2 separate regions of the Homo sapiens genome follow, and region 1 is linked to region 2. The links are chromatin contacts, found by Hi-C or POLR2A ChIA-PET in ENCODE. All regions are on one chromosome and are shown on one strand. The core of a region is the stretch at or near the end of the contact, and the rest is flanking DNA. Distances in the headings are between cores, read along the strand shown. Region 1 overlaps CYTH1 (cytohesin 1). Region 2 holds the start of LGALS3BP (galectin 3 binding protein).

The links. Hi-C counts contacts between places; a loop is a spot of excess contacts on that map. ChIA-PET counts read pairs that join two places held with the same protein, here RNA polymerase II (POLR2A). Pooled maps may share reads with other maps.
Region 1: a loop to region 2 is called in a pooled map, with 4 times the contacts of the local background. The contact joins the enhancer-like site here to the promoter of LGALS3BP in region 2. A Hi-C loop is called at or near these places in 4 of 50 pooled maps. POLR2A ChIA-PET finds 5 or more read pairs at or near these places in 4 of 52 experiments (HEK293, MCF 10A, OCI-LY7 and 1 more).

What each region holds. Positions count from the first base shown.
Region 1 is chr17:78,744,187-78,748,912 of GRCh38, reverse strand. All of the region lies in intron 1 of CYTH1 (cytohesin 1), which reads left to right. Among named protein-coding and RNA genes, the nearest start is that of CYTH1, 36 kb to the left of the region's middle. Within about 2 kb of position 3,397, at least 6 of the 41 ENCODE cell types and tissues checked have a DNase peak (open chromatin) inside an H3K27ac peak, as active enhancers do.
Region 2 is chr17:78,977,211-78,981,740 of GRCh38, reverse strand. LGALS3BP (galectin 3 binding protein) reads left to right here and starts at 1,818. Exons shown (of 6, transcript NM_005567.4): 1 at 1,818-1,917; 2 at 4,527-4,530. RefSeq lists an enhancer at 792-1,784.

The DNA.
Region 1 (4,726 bases), core at 2,148-4,647, 230 kb after region 2:
GATGGGTGGAGTACACCAATTTTGTAACTTGTAACATTTGGTCTTGTGGTTTTGCAAGGAAGGGGTGATATATAATTAGTAAGGCAGGAGAGCAAAGGAAACAGGAAGGGGATCTGCAGTGCTCCTGTATCAAAGTAGATCTCCAAAGCAACAAGGGACAAAAGCAAGCACACTCCTCCCGCCCACCCGTTTTTACTTACTCTTATTTGATCAGAGAACTTTGCTTTCATAAACATCCTTGAATTAAGGCTGGAATTTTTTGGTAAAAATTCCTAACTGAATTTGGTTTAGAAGTATACAGAAAACCCAATGAATTAATTGAATAATCTCCCTTACCCCCTTCTTCAGACAATTCTCCTGTATTCTCTCAAGTAATAAAAGTACTAGAAAGATCAATTGTATTTATCATTAAATGGCTGGTGCTTATAATTTATTCCTTGAATCCAGTTAAACAGTGAGCTTTCCTGATAACCTAGGCATTGTTGTCCCCTACAGTAACCTGGGCCTGTTGGATGTGTAAACATTTTCCTTTGACCCAGGACTGTGTTGAAACTATTTGTTAATCACACAGCAGGATGATCAATACTTACACCAGCTGACGGGACACCTGGCATGACTACTCAGTGATCCAGTAAAACCACGCCAAGCTGGTTCCATAGAGTTTTCATTTTTGATGATAGGACTCGTAGCTCTCAGAATCAGAGAATGTTTAGAGGTGAAACTTACCACAAATGTGGGTCAGCATCTTTAGTTTGTTTCCGGTGTGTGGGGTGCAGTGGCGGACAGTGAGAGAGCCATGTGATGGGAGGAGGCTGCAGAGCTGGACTTTGAATAATGGGTAGGGTTCAGAAAAGTAGAAAATATTGTGAAATTTATTTTATTTTGTTTTTTTGAATGAAGCAACAAAAACAGAGATTTATTGAAAATGAAAGTACACTCCACAGTGTGAGAGTGGACCCGAGCATAGGGGCTCAAGGGCCAAAAATACTGTGAAATTTATTTTAATCAAAGTGGAACATAGATATAGTTTTAAAGATCCTATACAACACAAAATTTTACGTGCTTATAGCAGCAGTTTTCATAAGAACCCCAAAGTGGAAACAACCAGATGCCATCAGCTCATGAGTGGGTAAAGAAGATGAAGTCTGTCCCTACAAGGGAAGATTCTTTAGTCATAAAAAGGAATGAAGTTCTGACACATGCTGCAACATGGCTGAACATAGAAAACATTGTGCCAGGTGAAAGAAACCAGTCACACAAGGCCATGTATTAGGCAAATCTGTAGAGGCAGAAAGTAGATTAGTGGTTGTCAGGGGTTTGGGGATGCGGGAATGGGGGTGACTCCTATGGGGTATGGGGTTTTCTTTTGGGGATGATGAAAATGTTCTAGAATTAGATAGTGGTGGTGGTTGCATAACTTTGTGAACATGCTAAAATCACTGAATAGTATTCTCTAAAAATGTCCTGCCTCTCCCAGACAGTGCCTCCTCCCCGCAGATGTTGACCTCTAGATCCTTCAAGATTGGGACCGCAGTGCAGTATTTGAGTCTCCCCAGATCTCTTCCTAAATACCAGAGAATGCTGCTGAGAGTGTGCATTTTCTTAAAAGTCACTCCCCTCGTTAGTATACCTGTGCCACTATCTTCCCACCCCTCCCAGGGACTTTTTCTATTCTTACTCTACGAGCCTGGCATACTCTGGGCCTTCAGAGCCTGATCCTTAGCATGCCATGTAGTTTTTTCTTTTTTTTTTTTTTTTTTTTTTTTTGGCGCTGCCATTACCTGTGTCCTCCAATGAACTCTTGTGTTTTGAAGAGGGAGATACTTTGTTTTCTTGACCTTTGTAGGTCTAGCTCTTGGCTAACATAGTGCTTGGCACAGTTCAACAGACATCATTTAGAATGAACACATGGTAAAGAGTCAAATCTTTTTTTAATAAATCAGTGTACACTTTTATTATTATTATTTTTGAGACAGAGTCTGACTCTGTCACGAAGACTGGAGTGCAGTGGGGTGATGACAGCTCACTGCAGCCTTGACCTCCTGAGCCCAGATGGTCATCACCTGCCTCGCCCTCTGAAGTAGCTGAGACTACAGGCACGCACCACCACAGCCAGCTAATTTTTTAGTTTTCTGTAGAGACGGAGTCTGTTTATGTTGTCTAGGCTAGTCTTGAACTCCTGGGCTCAAGTGATCCTCTCACCTCGGCCTTCCAAAGTGCTGAGATTATAGGCACGAGCCATCACACCTGGCCTTTCAAATTATTACTCTGATGAGTAAATCAATATGTGAAGAGCAGCTAGAAAATGGGAGAGTCGGCATTCTAAAAGTGTTAGGCTCTTTCAGATGGAAAGTAAGAGAATCTCAGGTTACCATGTAGTGATACTTTTACCCTAGGAAGACAGAGGAAGTAGGAAACTCGGTCGCCGCACTGTCACTGTGGGTCTTGGAGCTCGGGTCTCCTTGTGGGAAAGTGGCCTTTGTAATAAAATCTTGCAGGTGTTGCGTAATTTCATTAGTCTACATGGTGAGGAATAGAGGAGGTTCAGAGAAGAATATACATGTATTTTGTATACCTCAGAATTTTAGAAAAGAGAATCCTGAATATTTTTTTGGAGGAGTTGAGGAAGAAGTAACTGAGGTTTAAATTTTATCTTTGCAGTGATGCCTGTTCTGACCGTCTTATTTAAAACTTAACAATACCTGACCCCACCCCCTGCCACATACTTCTCTTTTCCCCATAGCACCCATCACTTTCTAGCATGTTACTTATTATTTATTGTGTATATAGTTTTTTGCCTATGTCTGCCTGTATAGTAGAAGCCTATTATCACTATCCCTCAAATTAGCCAGTGTGTGTGGACAAAGGGCAAACCAATGTTGATATTAACAAAGCCCTTTCAGGAAATCAGTACTGGTGAATATACACATAGGAACTGGCACATGCGCTGGGTAGAACATGAATTGCCTCTCCTCTCCCTATATATGTTCAAAAGGTAATGAAATTTTTTTTTCTTTTTTTTGAGACAGAGTCTCGCTCTGTTGGCAGGCTGGAGTGCAGTAGCACAATGTCGGCTCACTGCAACCTCTGCCTCCTGGATTGAAGCAATTCTCTTGCCTCAGCCTCCCGAGTAGCTGGGACTACAAGTGTGTGCCACCATGCCTGGCTAATTTTTGTATTTTCAGTAGAGACGGGGTTTCACCATGTTGGCCAAGATGGTCTAGATCTCTTGACCTTGTGATCCACCCGCCTCGGCCTCCCAAAGCGCCGGGATTACAGGGGTGAGCCACTGCGCCCAGCCAGGTAATGGAATTTTTTGGTGCAATTTCTATGTCAATCTTTTAACAATCTTTTCATGTAGCCAGCAGAGGGCAGCACAGATGGAATTTATGACATTCAGTATTTTTGACTTTATTTTAAAGGGCGTTTAAAACTACTGTAGCAACCACTTCTAGGAGTAGTGTGAAGTTTATTTCAATTTCAGGTTTCTTCTTATTCTTTCTCGCTTGTAAATTGTGCTGTTTCTGCTTTGTCTTTATGGAGGAGGTTATTTCTGTTTACCTTATCATCATGAATATGTCAAATTAATACTTTCCAAAGTCTTTTTGACATGTTTCCAGATGCCTCCGAGGGCTGTGGTGAGGTTGGCGATGGTGGGTCCTGAAGGGGCACTGTTCTTTTGCCTCCAGAAAGTAGCAATTACTTGAACCAGAGTTCTTCGAGGTCTTCCCAATGCTCCCAGGCTCCACGGTGCACAGGAGACTGCAGTCCTGGCTCAAGGGTCCTCTCTGAGCATCTGACCAATGCTCTTGACCCCCTTCTCAGAAAGAAAAATCCCCAAAATGTACATACTCAAAACCACACAGTTTTTCAGTTTTGTGGCAAGTTATGGAACTGGTCATGGATTTTCTTGATAGAAACTAAATAAGATCAGTCTTTGTGATGCATACCTCTCTTATTTTTTTTCTTGCAAGAGTTACTGGTCCTTAGGCAAAAATTGAAGTAAATGCAAATTGTGTACATAAAACAAAGGATATGGTTTAGGTTTTCTTTTTTTTTTTTTTTTTGACATCTAATCGGTTTTGAGTTTTTCTTTTGATAACAAAAGTGCTAAAAAGTCTGTGTCATGAAGGTATGTACTAGCAAATGTGATCAGAAATCCCATAGCTTGCTTTGCTAGGTACAAGGTAAGCCTATGTCAAGGAATGGCAAGTTCTTTGAATTCTTGTTGACACATTACATATATCCTTTGCCATCAACTCTTTTTTCCCCCAAGGTCTAATAGATGCATTTATGTCAATACACAAAAATAGTATACCTCTATGTTTTTTAGGTAACCAAAGTAGAAGGAACCTTTGAAAGAATTGTGCAGTGTGTCCAGGTGTCTGGATTTCTGCCTGCAGAGGCTGGACAAGTCTTTGTTATGCTCCACCCCACCTTGCAGATGTTCTTCGGGACTTTGGAGGACACTTGCGTGATTGTATGCCCTAAGCTGTCTCCCATTTGGCAGCTTGTTAGGAAAGGTCTAAGCTGCAGAGAGAGGATACCAGGAAGCAAAATGATTTACCCCCAAATTCCAGAAAGGCTGCAGGGTACCCAGCACCTCTGAGAATGGAGATAAGGAAACGAGGGTGGTTTGAAAGTGTTCATTGTTGGCAGTTAAGATTTCCAGGTCTCCTCTCCATCTCCTGCAGCAAGGCAGTTTCTCTTGCACTTCTGGTAAACA
Region 2 (4,530 bases), core at 569-3,068:
TCTCAGAGCCGAGCCGCTGCCCCTTCCCCTGCCTGTCCCCTGTCAGCGCTTCCCTCCACCCCATGGTCATCGCACACCGGAAAGGCCTTGCGAGCCCCAGGGGAGCAGATGTTGGTGCTCCGATTCCACGAGGAGGCCTCTGGGTTTTCCATTTTACCTGCCTGGATGGCTTAGGACTTTCCCGGACTCTGGGGCTAAAGATTCGGCACCTGAGTTTTAAAACCTTTCCCAGCACTTCCCAGAGATGCCCTCCCGTCCTCTGCACTCCTGTCCTTCCCTGGCCACTTGGGCAGAAGTCATTAGCACTGCTGAGAAGGGATGATGCTGGGGTTTCTGTGCACTCAGGCCCTTAATCCAGATGAGATTTTTTTAAACTCCCCACAGCCAGTTCTATTTCCAGCTGCACCTGCCCCTGGATCTTCACAGTTCCTCTGGAGGGGATTAGGCAAACCGTGCAGCTGCCTAAAACCTCACACCTTGAAGGAAATAGTCATTGAATGTCTGACCTCTGGGCTGGCTGTCTCGGACTCTAAGCTGCCAGGGAACCAGGGCCTTCCACCCAGTGGGACTGCCTGGGGGCTTTTAAATGCCCCTGCCTGTCCCCTACTCCCAGAGATGGTGACTTCCTGGGTCTAGGCATTAGGAGTTTGTAAAACTCCCTGATGATTCTTCTGTCCAGCCCAGGCTGAGAACCACTGGTCAGAGGCCTGGGCACATCCCAAGGCTCATCCAGAACCATGGGGTGCAAGTGACAGAAACAAGAGCGGCTGCTGATTGCCTCACTGAGCGGTGAAGCCCAGCCTTGACCATGGATTAGGCCAGCTGGACCCAGGAGCTCAGGCCGGAGGATGCCTGCTTCCCTCTGCTCTGCCCCACCGGCCCCAGCAGCCTGGGCCCACATCCTCTCAGTCAGAAGCTGGCTCTCACCGGCTGGCTGGGCTCACAGCCCCACCCTGAAACCAGCAGTGTGGCCCGGGGCCCCCGCAGGGCTCAGACAGCCAGGCCTTGGGTGGTTGAAGGCCAAGAGCTGGGGGCCCTCTGGGAACCACACAGCCGGGAATGGGAGGGGGTGCTCCCCAAGGGACAGTTGAGGTGCCGGCTTTCAGTGGGAGGAAAGGGAATGGGTATGAGCTGGACAGAGCCATTATGTCACCCAGAGAGGCTCTGTCCCCCGCCCCGCTGAGGGGGAGACAGTAGGAGAGTGGCCACAGGTCCAGCAGTGGCGAGCACAGGCTCTGGGGTCAGGTGTTGGAGCAGGGTCCAGCTCCTCCACTGGCCAGCTGCATACCTGGTTCTCAGTGCCTCCCTCCCCTGGGGACAGGGGACAGTGCCATGCAACCTTGTGGGGCACAGGCCCTCTGTGTGGTCAGCATGCCAAGAGCACAGAGAGGGTGGATTTGCACATAAGCAGCCCCCTGTGTGGTGTTCACCCAGCCAGCAACGTGCTAGACCCAGGAAAAGACTCGGAGCGCTCTGTCAGAGTCCACAGCCACACCACCAGGTGCAGACTGTCTGGGCCCAGAGCCTCTGCTTCTTCCCCTCCCGTCCACCAAACGCCAGCCCCTGACCAGCCTGGCGGCCTTTCCAACTGAGTGTGGCTGTTAGTCCTCTTGCAGGCCTTGCTCCAGCCAGACTCCCACCTTGGGCCTCTGCCAGCCTGGCACTGATAGCCACAGGCAGAGCTGAGACAAAAGAGAGGGGCCCTGGGGAGTATCAGCAGCAGCCAATCCCGGAAGACATCTATGTCAGGTGGTTTCTGGAAATCGAAAGTAGACTCTTTTCTGAAGCATTTCCTGGGATCAGCCTGACCACGCTCCATACTGGGAGAGGCTTCTGGGTCAAAGGACCAGTCTGCAGAGGGATCCTGTGGCTGGAAGCGAGGAGGCTCCACACGGCCGTTGCAGCTACCGCAGCCAGGTAAGCTCCTGCCTCTAGCTCTCAGGTGGGCACCCCTCTCAGTCTCTCTCTCTTTTTTATTTTTATTTTTTTTGAGACAGGGTCTCACTCTGTCACCCAGGCTGGAGTACAGTGATGCAATGTCCGCTCACTGCAGCCTCTGCCTCCTGGGTTCAAACGATTCTCCTGCCTCGGCCTCCCAAGTAGCTGGGATTACAGGCGCGTGCCACCACGCCCAGCTAATTTTTGTATTTTTAGTAGAGACAGGGTTTCGCCATCTTGGCCAGGCTGGTCTCAAACTCCTGACCTCTGGTGATCCACCCGCCTCGGCCTCCCAAAGTGTAGGGATTACAGGTGTGAGCCACCGCGCCCGGCCAGGGCACCCCTCTCTCTACACAGGCAAGTGGGGGTCATGCCTCCCTGTTTGCACATAGGCCTGGAGCTGGGGATCCAGGGCTCCTGAGTCCAGCAACAATCATTGCTGCTCCCAGGCCCACAGGGCCTCTGTGTACAGTTGGGCAGATTACTCACTGCACAAGGATACCAGCCAAAGGGCAAGTGGGTTAGAATTCAGCTTGGCCCTCTCTCAGACCTGTGCATTTGGCCTAGGCCTGCACCCACTCCAAGGAAGAGCACCTTTTTTTCTGATTTGCACGAAGGGGCCAACACAGGCAGCCGGGTCTCAACTGTATGAAGGAATCAGGCAAAAATAGCCGCTGCCACACAAAGGGCAGCGACGCCACCTGCCAGGTGCTTCGTTGCCCCCCCCCCTTTTTTTTTTGAGACAGAGTCTTGCTCTGTCACCCAGGCTGGAGTGCAGCGGCTCACTACAATCTCTGCCTGCCGGATTCAAGCAATTCTGTTGCCTCAGCCTCCTGAGTAGCTGGGACTACAGGTGCACACCACCATGCCCAGCTTATTATTATTATTATTTTGTATTTTTAGTAGAGCCGGGGTTTCACCATGTTGGCCAGGCTGGTCTTGAACTCCTGACCTCAAGTGATCCACCTGCCCCAGCCTCCCAAAGTTCTGGGATTACAGGCGTGAGCCATCGCGCCTGGCCAGTTGGCCATTTTTCCAAGGCCCTGAGTTACTCTCCCAGGACGGACAAACCTAGTGGCTGCAGCAGAGTGAAGTGGCTGGGGGCAGAAGTGGAGAGGGCGTCCACCCATACCGGCGTGCCTGGGACTGAGGGGTTTCCCAGGACACAGGGAAACTTCAGTGCTAAAACCAGCACAGTCCCCAGCACACAGGACAGGCGGTCACACCCTGGCCCCTTTAGCCATCTACTGACATTGACACAGGGAGGAGAGGTGGGCTCCCCCGAGCAGACCCCCTGCCTGTGGCTCACTGACTGTGGATGTGGAGCCCATTTGCCTCTCTGGGTGTCAGCTCATTCACTTGTAAGGTGAGGTGTAACTAAGGTGGTTCTCAGGGTCACGGTAAGGCCTCCAGTGGTGCCCGGGGAGCCCCGACAAGGGGTGGCTGCACAGTGCCAGCGAGCACGAGTCCCAGAGCAAAGCTGCTCACCAGCCAGTGCACCCAGCTCCCAGGGCGCTTGTTCATGCAGACTCCCATGCAGAGGGGCTAGGGCAAGGCCAGCCATGACTGCATTTCCGACAAGCTCTGGGGATGCCATTGCAGCCGTCCACCAGGCCCCCTCCAAGCAGCCTCAAGGTCACCAGGCCCAGACTCCCAGCCGGTGCCCACAGCAGTGCCACCCAGAGGCCTGCCCCAGGCTTGCTGAACTGAGGGGACAGTGTCAGGTATCACAGGATTCTTACCGAGCCAGAGAAACCATAACTGTCTCTCCATTGGCAGGGTGTGGGGGAGGGAGGCAGACGAAGACAAAAGCGTGGAAATTACACGGAGGCAAGAACACCAGGCCAGAAGGTGGAGACCCGGACCTCCCCAGTCCTGGCCTGAGTGTCAGTGTCTTGGGGATACTTCAGCATTTCCTCCCTGTTCTTCCCCCAGCCTGGCCCACCCTGGGCTGCAGCCCTGACCCTTTTCATCTATCTTCCCCATCGGAACACCACGGAGCCCCGATATATCTCCCTGCCACTTATCTCTGTCACCCCTCGCCCGGATTCTGTGCCCTCTCCTGACGAGTCCCCTCCCATCCACTCTCCAGGCTGCAGCCTCGTCTCTGCCTGCTGAGACCCTCTGGGACAGTCCCTGCAGGGGTCTGTTGCCTGAAGCTTAAGGCCGAGATCTTAACCAGGCTCACCCGGCCTCCCGACCTGGGCCCACGCCTGTGGCCTCCTCCATCTCCCCGCCCATGCCCGTGTGGCAGCCTTGCCCGGGGCCTGGTTTTTTGAGATGAGCTCACTTGCCTCTAGTCACCAATTCTTGCTGCCCTTACTGCCAGGGGGTGCCCCCAGCCCACGCTTCATCTAGCCAAGTGTTACACATCCTTCCAGGACCACACTGCAGACCAGGTGAGGGGCCCCCGCGGGGGCATCCACAGCACACGTCACACTTACTGGGATCATAGTGGGCTCTGCAAGAGAGGGACCCCGCCTGCCACACAGCCCAGGTTGGGCTGAAGGGTGAATGGGCAGGCCAGTCCCTGGGGCCTCGGGCCATCTGGCTCCCGTGCCTCACCCCTCCGCTTCTGTCTGCTGCAGGATC